Linked DNA regions of Homo sapiens: region 1 is linked to region 2. The links are chromatin contacts, found by Hi-C or POLR2A ChIA-PET in ENCODE. All regions are on one chromosome and are shown on one strand. Each heading gives the region's core, a stretch centred on a gene start or an enhancer-like site at or near the end of the contact. The rest is flanking DNA. Distances are from core to core; before and after follow the strand shown. Region 1 holds the start of PMFBP1 (polyamine modulated factor 1 binding protein 1). Region 2 overlaps PMFBP1 (polyamine modulated factor 1 binding protein 1).

Region 1 (6,121 bases), core at 3,255-5,754, 47 kb before region 2:
GTTCCATAGCATTAAGGCCTCATGTTCCAGATGGCTGGTGGAACACCAGGCATTAAGTCAGCATTACAAGCCATTAGAAAGGTGGGAAGAACAAAGAGCTGTGCACTACTTCTCTTTCAGAAGATTTCATGGAAGTCCCCACAATACTCCATTTTATGTCTCATTGACCAAAACTTAGACACATAATCATACCTAGCTGCAAGAGAGGCTAGGAGATAGAGTCTTTTAGATGAGTGCATGCACATCCCAATAAAATGAGCATCTGTTACTAAGGAAAATAAAGAGTATGGATGTTGGAACAGACAACAAACAGCCTCTGTGAAAGGTAGCAAAGAAGAGAGCCAGGGGGAGACATTTTCACCTAGGACAGTGAGTCTCATAAATCCTGGATTCCTTCTCCTGCTCCTCCTGGCCCCTAATTTCTTCTGTCATTCAAAAGCCTCTTTCTGGAGAGACCCAACTAGCCCTACTTTCTCTCCAGAAGAACTCCAGTCCTGGAATTGGACTGTGGCTCAGTCAGTGACATTGGTGTCAGGTTCCTATTCACTGTTACTCTGCAGAACCCCAAACCCTGGCAAAACCATCTCCAACATCATCTCCTCATACCATCTCCCCCTACCAGTTATGCTCTGCACTACCAGGGATTTTCTCCTTTAGAACCGGGTTTGGATTCAAAAAGGCGAACTCTCTGCATGCCAAGCCTCTGCACACCAAGCCTCTGCACATTGGCTCCAATCATACTTTCTGGGTAGAAATAATTAGTATACAATAAGTATCCCTGTCTGTTCATGGGGCTCACACATTTTTAAAAATAGAGAAAACCTTTAGCTCCCTCTCATCATTTCAATAATTAAGAGCTCTAAGATTCATCACACTTTTTTCACTGGTAGGAGGTAGAACATTGGAGAAAAATCTAAAGCCCAACATAAGTAAAGGAAAGACTTATGGCTTAGTATAGGTAAGCCTGAGTTAGTTTGTATTATCCCACAAAGATAGCTTTAATTTTAAACCAAAAAAGCATCTCTTTCCTGAAAACCCGGAAACATGTTTTAGATTAGGAAAAACAGACCCTTGATATTCTTCCATCCAGGCCATGAAGGAAAAGGAATAGTCGGTGTTCCTTGGAGCAACAAGGTTGCTGTAAGGCCAGGAGTCAACCATATACCCAGGCACTTACCAGTTCCTTGGGGAGGGAGTCAAAATTAGCAGTCTGTGATTACGGCATTTGTGTAACCCAATGTGGGCAGGTGGTATGTGAAGTACTAACTGATGTGTTTCACATCCTGGCCTGCTAAAACTGCATTTCAGAGAACTTGTTCACTTATGCCCCTTTTCCTTCCTCTCTCCAAAACCACACAAAGACTGTTTGAGTTAGGAAAGAGGAGGAATAGGGTAACTGGAACATAAGCAGGAGAATTAGACCCTGGTGAGATCTATGAGATGGGGCAGAAGGGAGGGAAAACAATAGATTCCCAGATAGGTTTAGTGATCGAAGGGCAGAGGGACTTTTGATCAAAACCAGGAAAGTGAGCATTCTGTCCTCTTTCTCTCAATACCTTTCAAGGTAAAAGATAGAATGCTGATAGGACAAGTCTAAGAGACAGTCTGAATCTACTCTCATGTGGTGTGTGTGTATGTATGTGTGGTATGTGTGTGCATGTGTTTGTGTCTTGATGGGGAACAGGGAGGAGCATCTTCAAAGGATGAGGAAGTGCCAGATGACCCAAAGCCCTTAGGATGAGGAAGACACAGGATATAAGGTGATATGGTTTGGCTGTGTCATCTTGAATTGTAATCCCACAATCCCCATGTGTTGTGATAGGGAGCTGGTGGGAGGTAATTGAATCATGGGGTGTTTTCCCCCATGCTGTTCTCGTGATAGTGAATGAGTTCTCACGAGATCTGATGGTTTTATAAGTGTCTGGCATTTGCCATGCTGGCACTCATTCTCTCTCCTGCCACCTTGTGAAGAGGTGCTGTCTGCCAAGATTGTAAGTTTCCTGAGGCCTCCCCAGCCATGCAGAACTATGAGTCAATTAAACCTCTTTTCTTTATAAATTACCCAGTTTCGGGTATTTCCATATAACAATGTGAGAACAGACTAATACTAGTACATGTGGCCTACTGACCAGGACAGTGACACCTCGGCATACTCTAGCTAGGAGAGATGCCCATGACCATGGACCACAAGCTTCCCCTGGTGCCAGGATCCAAACTGGGACCTCAAAATCTTAAGCACACTCTGGAGACGCCTTAAAGAGGTTGAGAGAATCATGAACTGTGAGGGAATCATGAACTGATTCATTTTTAACCTGAAAGTCGTGGTGCTTTCTCAGAAATAACTAAGATTGTGTTTTCTGCCATTTGGTGAAAATGGGGCTAAACAAAAACACTGAGTAATAGAAAGAGTTACTTTCTCTTTTTGCACACCTGACTTGATACTTGCTACCTTAGTCACCCATTTGAGGTGTGGTGTTAGGTGTTTCTTGGGAATCTGCAAGGTGCTCTGATAGTAGACTGAGGGAAGGCACAAAACATCACTAGAAGCTCTGACCAAGTTTTTGTTTTCACTACAATCATTTCTTTAGGCACAGCTGTCACCAAGAGAAGTCCTACTTTGAAAAGCAGATGGCAGGAGTTTTGAATACAAAAAAGGAGTTGCCTGGGCAGATGGCAGTAGACAAGGCATGAAGAAATGAAGGTCTCAACAGAGACGCAAGAGGCAGAACAGAATATGTAAGAACAAGGGTTCAAGAAGAGGGAGACATGAGCAAAGTCCTGGCTTCAGAGAGTCAGTAGCCGGGGATCTGGTAGAGAGTCCCTGCCTCTGGGATGAGCCCTTCCTCCACAAAATATCTGTCCAGCCATACTCCTCAGTCAGACAGCACTGTGAAGGTTCACATGGCATTTCGTAAAGCCTGTGGGGCTCCCCCAAAACACTCTTCCCTATCCATCTGGCAAACATTACTGTCAAATGTATCAAAAACTTATCATATAACACTTCCAGTTTTTTCATCATAAGCCCTTCCAAACTGCCTGCTGCTATTGTTAATGACTGAAGATTCTGACATCTCCTTCATGGAACAAACTCCAGCTCTCTTTTTTTCTTCCTACTTACCTTACTTAGTAAATTTCAATATATTTTCATGCAAATGTTAGAACCTATGCCTTCTACTTTTCCTTCGAAATGCTCTTGGCTCTTGCAACTACAGCTGTGTAACTCCATAGCGGATGAAACCATCACAATCTAGAAAATCATTTCTCTGTCTTTTGGACAAGATTTCATTTGATTTCAGAATCATCTCCTGACTATCCAGTGGGCTTGCCTGCAAAGAAGTATGATTCTCAAGGATACATTTGTTCCATTACAACTTTTTGTATGATACTTGGGTGAGTTCATAGTTCCTCCTAAAGAAAGGTGTCCATCGTGGTAGAGCACTGAATCAGTGAACTTTAAAGCTAGGAAAGACTTCTAAAGGCCATTTATTATAGCTTCCTAGCTTACAGAAGCAGAAATGAAGCCTCAGAGATATGAAGGCCTTTGCAAAGGCCACTCCTCCAGTGAGGTGCTGAACCAGGTTTAGAAGCTTGGTGGCCTAGAATCCTGTTTAGTGTTCTTTTATGCCACGCTATTTTTAATCTTGCTTGACTAGTGTGGAAGTCATTTGTGAGTTCGCCAGTACAGGCATACCTCGTGTTACTGCTCTTCACTTTACTGTGCTTCACAGATATTGCATTTTTAACAAATTGAAGGTTTGTAGCAATCCTGCATCAAGCAAGTCTATTGGCGCCATTTTTCCAACAGCATGTGCTCCCTTATGTCCACATCAGCATTTTTTTAGCAACAAAGTATTTTTAATTAAGTTATGCACCTTGTTTTCTTAGACATAATACTATTGCACGCTTAGTAGACCACAGTATAGTGTAATCATAGGTTTTCTATGCACTGAGAAACCAAGAAATTTGTGTGACTTGTCTCATTGTGATATTCGCTTTATTTTGGTGGTCAGAAACCAAACCCGCAATCTCTCTGACATATGCCTATATTTCTTTGAGGAGGTAAAGGAAGAAGTTAGGCATGGCCATGTGACTTGTTTTGGCTAATGAAATGTGAGCAGAAGCAAAGTGTTTCACTTCCGCTTTAAGAACCAGTAGGTGATTCACCAAGTTCCCTTTCTGCTACCATGGCAACAGGCAACATACTAGATAATAGAAGTTCACCAGCTGAGGACTACGAGGATATTGAGGACAATGTGGAGCAGAGCCCCAGCTGACTCATAAAGGACATGTAGCATGAGTAAAAAATAAACCTTCACGGTCGTAAGCCACTGAGACTTGGGGGTTGTTTGTTACTACACCATCACCTAGCCTGTCCCCACCAGGTGAGCCTGAGCCACACCTCCATTTCCATGATGCACCTCTGTGCATGAAGACTTCAGAGGGTACTCAATGCAGGAAATCAGAATTCAGCTCCATAAAACATTCCAGATTCCACATATCACCAACATTCTTTCTTCCTCTTGGCTTATATTAGGGATAGGGGATGTGGTTTGTTACAAAGGATGAGTATTTTGATAGCTTCTCATTCCTTGAACTATTCTGCAGGTAAGTTCCTGGTGGAAATTCCTCTATTCTTAGGGTTAAAAACAGAATGAATGAGATGATTTTAATAAGCTCAGTGCATTATGACCTCAAATGCATCATCCTGTACTTACATGCACATACATGTGCAAAGATCTTTGGTTTCCTGGGAGGCTTTCTAGCTAGATAAGTCTCAGCACTTCACATGTTTCCTAACTTTATGAGCATCAACATTATGGCAAGCTGATGCTTCAAAAACACCATATCATCAGATATTTCATATGAATAGTTACAAAATTAATGGAAGCTCCTCATAGAGTAGTAAGAGAGCCTCTGTGACCCTGGGTAAGTCACTTAGCCTCTCTGGGCCTCAGTTTCCTTATCTTTAAATGAGGATAGTAGTAGTCCCTGCCTCCCAGGGTTCATGTGAGAATGAAGTTAGGTCATGCACATCATGTCTGGTTCATAATAAGTACATAATATTAGCTATATCTGAGCCATAGAGTACATAGAAATCTAAAAAGTAAACTCGATTCAGACTTTTTGCTTTCCAAGAAGGGTAAATTCAGAAACTGTTTGGTTCACCAAGTAGTGGTTTTCTGGAAAAGATGTAAAACCATGGTCCTGCCATCTGGAGGTTTTAACACCCTTTTAAAAACACAAACAGATGGGTAAGCAAGTGGGTATTGCTAACAGTTCAGGAAAATTTTCCAAACCTCTTGCTGAGGGCATAGATCCAGCTGGGAAAATCTTTAAAGGGCAGAGGCTCATTTATACTTTTTCCATCTTAAATACTTGGACTTTTTCAGGTTTATAACAAAGCTCAGAAAATACTAAAGGTTAAAGGAGAATTGAGAGCTGCCAAGGAAATGAAAGATGAGGTAAGGCTCCTAACTCCTCTACATGCATGGAGTTGAATATTCATTACAAGGGACTTTTTTCATGTTTTATGATTCAAAATTCCAGTAATAAGCATCACAAAATATCATGGACAGAGGTGGGCAGCAGAGCATCGTGTTTAAGAGCCCAGACTCGAGCTGGGTGGGTCTGGGTCCATATCTACCAGCAGTATGATACTGAGTTTGTTTCCTACTTTTAAGTTTCCTTTGCCTTATCTAGAAAATATGAATTGTGATCACCTACTCTAAGTTTCCTTTGCCTTATCTAGAAAATATGAATGATGATCACCTATTCCAAAGACTTGGTATGAGGATTAGCAAAGGTAGTGCATGTAGAAAGCACTTAATCGATATTAACTATTGTTGCTAACATTCTCTCTTTATCTGGAATGATATGAAAATGGAGTGTCTGATTAGTTTAATATTTTGGTCAAACTGTGTTTATGGGGCCAGGCGCAGTGACTCAAACCTGTAATCCCAGCACTTTGGGAGGCCGAGGCAGGAGGATCACTTGAGCCCAAGAGTTTAAGACCAGCCTGGGCAACATGGTAAGACCCCTGTCTCTACAAAAAATAAAAAAAATTAGCCAGGTGTGGTGGCACGCTCTTTTGGTCCCAGCCACTCAGGAGGCTGAGGCAAGT
Region 2 (6,695 bases), core at 968-3,467:
GGTTCTATAATTTACATACTTCTATATGTAGATTTTTAGAATCTTTCTCCAAGCTAAACCACTCATGTTAGCAAAAATTTTTAAAGCTTCCATTTTAGCTTCTAGCTTCACTGTAATTTTTTTTCACCATCCTCAGTTTTAGTGTCTTACCTCTATACTGACATTTCTCAGTTCAGCCATCATTTATCAAGCATTGACAGTGAATTATAGTTTCTCCAGTGATTCCTCTGGTTTACTGGGCAGACCCTGCTGACTCCATGTTTTTCAGAAGTCCCCAGAAAAGATGCACTTCTGTTTTCAGAAGACCAAATTATTTCATCTTTAGGAATAGTTTCACCACCAGGGCATGTAAAATATGGTGTCAGAAGTCCAATTTACCACTTTTCATCTCACTAATTCCCAGGGCCAGAGGTACTCAAAATTGTATCTGAAAAAGTAATAAACTTGAAGCACTGATCAGTTACTGGAGATAAAACAAGAAAACCCAAAAGAATGTGTTTCTGTGTGCATGGCCACTTTCAGATGCAGGTGTGCTAGAATACCAAAGAATACAAGTCAGGCATATGAATTTCTGAGGTCTCCCTCTGGCTTCCAGACTCAGAAGCAGATCTCTGTCCTGTACTTAAAGTATATAAGAAGGCTAGTTTCTGTGTGTGTCTGTGACAGTAACTCATAGTCGTATAGTAAAACAAAGCCCTTTTTACACATATCACCTCATTTGATCATCATAAAAACTCCACGAAACAGTTAAAATGATTTCAATTTGTGGAAGCAGAAACTGAGGCTAGAGAAATAAGTAAATGATAGAACCTGGACCTCAACCCAGATTTTTCTGACTCCAGATCCCAACTTCCTTTTAACTATACCATGAATACTCATTACGATGTTGAAAACAGACTTCAGTTTTTAAACACACTTCTACCAGAACTACATGTTCCCTAACATGTTGATCAATTGATCCCTAACTCCAAAAATGCAATATTTCACGTGACAGAACAAAGACCATTTTTGAGCATTTCCTGAAACTCTGTCATGTGCCATGCCCTGAGTTACAGCAATGGGGAAACAGCAGGAAACAAAACACAGGCACAGTCCTGCTTTCTGGCACATCAAGTCTAGTGAATTACATCAGGAACTAAGTGAGGCATAAAACACAAAGGACATGTTGTTATCATGTCCACTAACCTCAAATCGGATTCCAGGTCTTTATCAAAGGCTGCAGAGTATGTGAAAGGGACTTTTTTGTGTACTTGGCATATCATGCCCCAGCACCGCTGGTACTCCTGCTGTTTGAGGGAAATGCTAACTAGAAAGAGAGATGTGGCTGAGGGGTGCAAAAGAGCCTGGAAAGACAGCTCTACCTTTTACAGTGGTGAAGTGAAGATGTGAGTGTTAACACGGACTCTGCAGGTTGCTGCAGACAGGAGAGAGCTTGGCTCTTGTTCATTTCCTATAGGCACAGAGAATGCCTCTATGACCCTGACCTGGCACCCTGACAGTTCTGCTCTCCCTCCTTAAAGATAGCCCTTCAGAAGGAGTCCTTAATGAGCCTGCAGGCCCAGCTGGACAAAGCTCTGCAGAAGGAGAAGCACTATCTCCAGACTACCATCACCAAAGAAGCCTATGATGCATTATCCCGGAAGTCAGCCGCCTGCCAGGATGACCTGACACAAGCCCTCGAGAAGGTGAGGCCACACCCTCTAGTCTCCAGGGCTGTTTTCAGGCAAGGAAACGTCAAGGTAGCGGGAGAAGCACAGGAGCCAATTTCCTGCCTATTGACTGTCAATGGGGCCATCTCAAACCCTTGTGTGGGCTGGGATGTCTGTGCAGAGAAGGCCTGCTTCCTCTTTGTGAGGCTTGGAGTTGGGTGGAGGGCGGAGGAAGAGGACAAAGATCAAAACCAAATCTAGCAAGCCTTTCTGCCCATGGGTGACTCGGGGGCAAGGTTTTCCCAAAGTCTGGATTGTCAGGGAAATTCATGCCCCATCCTGTGCTGATCATGGCTGGCCCATCAATTCATGGGATTGGAAAGAGAAGAAATGGAGGGAGTGGGTAGGAAGGAGAAAGCAGGGTGCAGAAAACCAACCACTGTCATTTCCCACCCCTCTCTGGGAGACTAGGCAAGGTGACCGTCCGTGTCACCCTGGGCAGAGGACAGGAAGGGACTGGAACCCTCCTCCATTCAGGACTCAGCAGAGAGGGTCAAAGTCTCTGACAGCCATTCGTCCTCTTTGTCTTTTCCGGAAGCTCAATCACGTGACCTCAGAGACAAAGAGCCTGCAGCAAAGCTTGACACAGACCCAAGAGAAGAAAGCTCAGCTGGAAGAGGAAATCATTGCTTATGAGGAAAGGATGAAAAAGCTCAATACGGAATTAAGAAAACTGCGGGGCTTCCACCAGGAGAGTGAGCTGGAGGTGAGGAGCTGCCAGGGGCTTGGGCTGCCTTCCTGGTAGGGGTCCACAAGGTCACCTCTTGCATCCAGAATTATTTAGCACTAAGTCATTCCCTTGGGCTGCTAGGTTCCCTCCACTTTCTTGGCTCCCTGAACTTCAGACAGAGGCAGCAAAGATCGGAGCATGGGTGCCCTCTGCTGGCCACTGAGAAGAAAATACCCCCAACACGTATCCCAAGGCCCAGGAAGCACCCTCTGGCCTTGTGGGTCCTGCGGTCAGGGAGGCCAGCTGGAGTCCCCCTCCTCACTTTGCTCTCCTGAGTAGGTGCACGCCTTTGACAAGAAGCTAGAGGAGATGAGCTGCCAGGTGCTGCAGTGGCAGAAGCAACACCAGAATGACCTCAAGATGCTGGCAGCCAAAGAGGAGCAGCTCAGGGAGTTCCAGGAGGAGATGGCCGCCTTAAAAGAGAACCTCCTTGAGGACGATAAGGAGGTGGGCATGCCTTGGCTTCTGCGTGCCTCCTCTCAGTGCCTCCAGGCACATCCTATGACCACCCAAATGCCAGACAGCCCTTGGTGGGGGTGGGAGAGCCTGGGAGCAAAGGAAAGGTCACCCCCTCCATTTAGCACAAAGCAAGAGCCACAGCTGCTGGTTCAACCCACCTGTGTTCTTGTGGCTTTGTTGATAGATACTGAGCAGAGCGAAGGCCCCATTCTAGAGAAGAGACTGTCAGGTACACCAGCTACCCCTGACCTAGTCCACTGGGTCCCCTTCCAGAGTACATCCTGACACTTTTGGCAGCCCTGGACCCTACAGTAGAATGGACTAAGTGACCTTCTGGGCTTGTCCCAGGCCCACCTCCCTGAGCAGTGAAGTTCATGGCAGGAGGCCGCAGGACAGCTCAGGTGGCCACTGGGCCTTTGCTCGAATTACAAAGAAGGCATCTTAGGCCGGGCACAGTGGCTCATGCCTGCAGTCCCTACACTTTGGGAGGCCAAGGCAGGAGGACTGCTTGAGTCCAGGAGTTTGAGACCAGCCTGGGCAACATAGCAAGACCTCATCTCTACAATAAGTTTAAATGTTAGCTGAGCATGGTGGCCTATGCTTGTGGTCCCAGCTACTCGGCAGGCTAAGTGGGAGGATAGCTTGAGCCGGGGGGGAGGTTAAGCTGCCATGAGCCGTGATCATGCCACTGCACTCCAGCCTGAATGACAGAGCAAGAGTGTCAAAAAAAAGAAGAGAGAAAAAGAAGGCATCTCTTCCTCTTCCTCCAGATGTTTTTCTTCCATCTGTTGGAAAATTGGCTTAGCATACTTCTTTTTTAGGAGTCACTTTAATGCCTTCACACTGAAAACCGTGATTATAAGTGTACAAATCTACGTGTCTCTGCCATAAATGGTGCCTTCTCAGAGATGTCACCTTTGTGTGAGATGCCACCCGCACAAGCCAGAGGGGGAGGTCTGGTGGCAACTCCACAACTCTGGCCTCGGGTTGGACAGCAGAGTCAAGTTTTCTTTTCCCAGGGAGATAGAAGAGGCCTGACTCGGAAGGAGGGCTGACAGGCCTGTGCTCCCACCTCTGACTGTCTCGTTTTCTTCTTGTACCCAAGCCCTGCTGCCTGCCCCAGTGGTCTGTGCCCAAAGACACCTGTAGGCTCTACCGAGGGAATGATCAGATTATGACCAACTTGGAGCAATGGGCAAAACAGCAGAAGTGAGTATGGGAGGAAAAAGGGAGGCAGGGTCCGAGGCCTGGACTGAGCCGAGGAGCCACATGCGTGCCAAAGATTAGTCACACACACCCCTGCACTCCTGGAAAACAGATCCAGTCTCAGCCCACACCCAAGGGATGGAAATAAGATGGAGAGGAGGGCTCAACCCTTCAGGCAGGCCTGGAAAGCCCTCTGCTGAGCTGGAAACAGCGATGGCAGGAAGGAAGGGGTGCTTTGCTCGGCAGCAAGAAGGAAGGGGGACATTGGCTCAGATATCCTCCTCCCATCCCAGGATCCAGCTTCACTGCCTGGCCCCCTTGAACTCATTCCCTTGAACTCACCTGGGGCTCACAGGATTTTGCATAGGAGTTGAGTTCAGAGAGTCCTCTGAATCCCCAGGTGCTAGGAAGGCCTTAGCTCTGCGGACGGGGTGATGCGTGGGGGACGTGGGATGCAGCAGCAGTCTTGCTGAGAACCCAGCATCCCATTCAGCCAGCTGCACCCTTGCTCGCGGGAGGCTGGCGACTGGCTGCTGTTTTCTCCTGTGATTTTATTACAGGGTCGCCAATGAGAAACTAGGAAACCAGCTCCGAGAGCAGGTGAAATACATTGCCAAGCTGAGTGGCGAAAAGGAGTAAGTCATCTTAAACCACCCTGGCTGCTTCCTGGGAGCTGACAAGAAGGGTCAGCAGGGAGCCAGGGCTGGCTTTAGCCCTTGATAGGGGGATCAGCCCAGGAAAGGCCTGGTGCTTTGGAAAGACCCCCAGGTCTCGAATCTGCATCTATGTGACCTTGGGTATATCACTTGACCTCTCAGGGCCTTAGTTCTCTCACCAAAAATCCAAAGGGAGTTTAGTAGTCTTTTTGCTCCTTCCTGCTCTCATGGTTCTCAGAGGTCAAGGGTGCTAAGCAGGGAACAGGCACTGAAAGGCAGACTGGATTATTTAGGGCAGGGGCTGAGATGCTCTAACAGATCCCAAGTGAAGGAACAAACAAGGAACATCTCTTCATGAAATCATCAGGTGAGCAGGCCAGGTTGGAGGAGCCCTTCTGTTCCACCTGCTCATCTGGGGGCCTGTGGTCTTGCTTCCCCTCATGGTCAAAGCTGGGTCCACTAAGAGGGAGGTATGCGAGGAGTGTTACCAGTTTGAGAATGGAGGTGAAGGTATGAAGGCCTAAAACTGAGATTTTGGAGGTGGCAAAGTAACAAGTAACAACAAGCCTTAGGACAGCGCTTCCCAACCTTTTCTTAGGGAACACTTAGAAAACAACCATGCCTTACGTAACACCATGGATACTATGCAGCTATCAAAAAGAATGAGATCATTTCTTTGTGGGAATATGGATGGAGCTAGAGGCTATTATCCTTAGCAAACTGACACAGGAATAGAAAACCAAGTACCACATGTTCTCACTTGTAAGTGGGAGCTAAATGATGAGAACTTAGGAACACAAAGAAGGAAACAACAGACAATGGGGTCTGTCAGAGGGTGGAGGGTGGGAGGAGGGAGAGGAGCAAACAAGATAACTATTGGGTACTGGGCTTAATTCCTGGGTGATGAAATAAAATGTACAACAAAATCCTGTGACATGAGTTTACCGATGTAACATGTACCCCTGAATCTAAACTAAAAGTGAAAATAAAATAAAAGTGAAAAAGAAAATGACCACAGTTTAGGATCACTTGAGCCCAGGAGTTTAAGACTAGCCTGGACGACAGCAAGGCCCTGTCTGTATAAAAAATTTAAAAATGAGCCTAACCAGGCATGGTGGTGCACACGTACAGTCCCAGCTAATTGGGAGGCTGGGGTGGGAGGATTGCTTGAGCCCAAGAGGTTGAGGCTACAGTGACCTATGTTCACACCACTGCACTCTGGCCTGGGTGACAGAATGAGACCCTGTCTCTAAAAAACGATGAAAGTAACCACATTTGTTTGGCATACTTGTGACAAAGCTGACCAAGCAGTGGCTGCCTCAGAGCCTGCCCCCAAGGGCAGGCAGGCATCTCCAAACACCTGGAATCCATTCGTGGCACCCCAGGTGGAAAGCCCTATTCTAGGCTTTGGCCTTAGGTACATGGCTGAGTTGAAGAGAAGGATGAGACCTTTGGAATAAGGAGGCCAATGAATTGAGAAGTCAGGATGTGGATGAGCTGTATGGGATATTGAAGGCTTTGGGGATGCTGACAGGAGGGAGCCAGAGAGCCGGGAAAGGAGGGCACTGCTGAGACCCCCTCTCCAGACCCACCAGCACTGGGAGTGAGGGGCTACTGGGCGGGGGAAGAGGCGACCTCAAGGTTGGCCAGCTTTGTAGAGAGCAAAAGGGTAGAGCATATGCCCACAGAAGAGGTTGAGGATGAATTCTCTACTTGATTTCCTCTAGAAAAGACCACGAAACTTTTTACTAGGGTGTAAGTAAAAGAAAAGTTGTCAGATTCTCAAGGTAACAGATAACTTCAGTCTTTTTCTTCTATTGTGCCAAGTCCAGGAAGTTCTCTTTCACAAAGAACTCACTCTTGAGTTCTCCTGTTCTTATTTGAAAGAAAACCAACTTTTAATGATGATAGTAGCTCAACTAATACATATTATTT

Evidence for each region. A loop is a pair of places that touch in the nucleus more often than their neighbours do. ChIA-PET counts read pairs that join two places held with the same protein, here RNA polymerase II (POLR2A). Pooled maps may share reads with other maps.
Region 1: a loop to region 2 is called in a pooled map, with 4 times the contacts of the local background. The contact joins the promoter of PMFBP1 here to the enhancer-like site in region 2. A Hi-C loop is called at or near these places in 3 of 168 maps with a recorded cell type or tissue (G401, heart right ventricle and posterior cingulate gyrus) and 6 of 50 pooled maps. POLR2A ChIA-PET finds 5 or more read pairs at or near these places in 4 of 52 experiments (A673, B cell, BJ and 1 more).

The regions. Positions count from the first base shown.
Region 1 is chr16:72,170,538-72,176,658 of GRCh38, reverse strand. It overlaps PMFBP1 (polyamine modulated factor 1 binding protein 1), which reads left to right and starts at 4,504. Exons shown (of 21, transcript NM_031293.3): 1 at 4,504-4,605; 2 at 5,391-5,462. The coding sequence starts at 5,451.
Region 2 is chr16:72,120,958-72,127,652 of GRCh38, reverse strand. PMFBP1 (polyamine modulated factor 1 binding protein 1) reads left to right here. Exons shown (of 21, transcript NM_031293.3): 15 at 1,521-1,685; 16 at 2,248-2,415; 17 at 2,719-2,886; 18 at 4,004-4,107; 19 at 4,665-4,739. Among named protein-coding and RNA genes, the nearest start is that of DHX38, 30 kb to the right of the region's middle. RefSeq lists enhancers at 1,596-2,097, 2,642-2,701, 2,712-2,821. Within about 2 kb of position 2,217, at least 6 of the 41 ENCODE cell types and tissues checked have a DNase peak (open chromatin) inside an H3K27ac peak, as active enhancers do.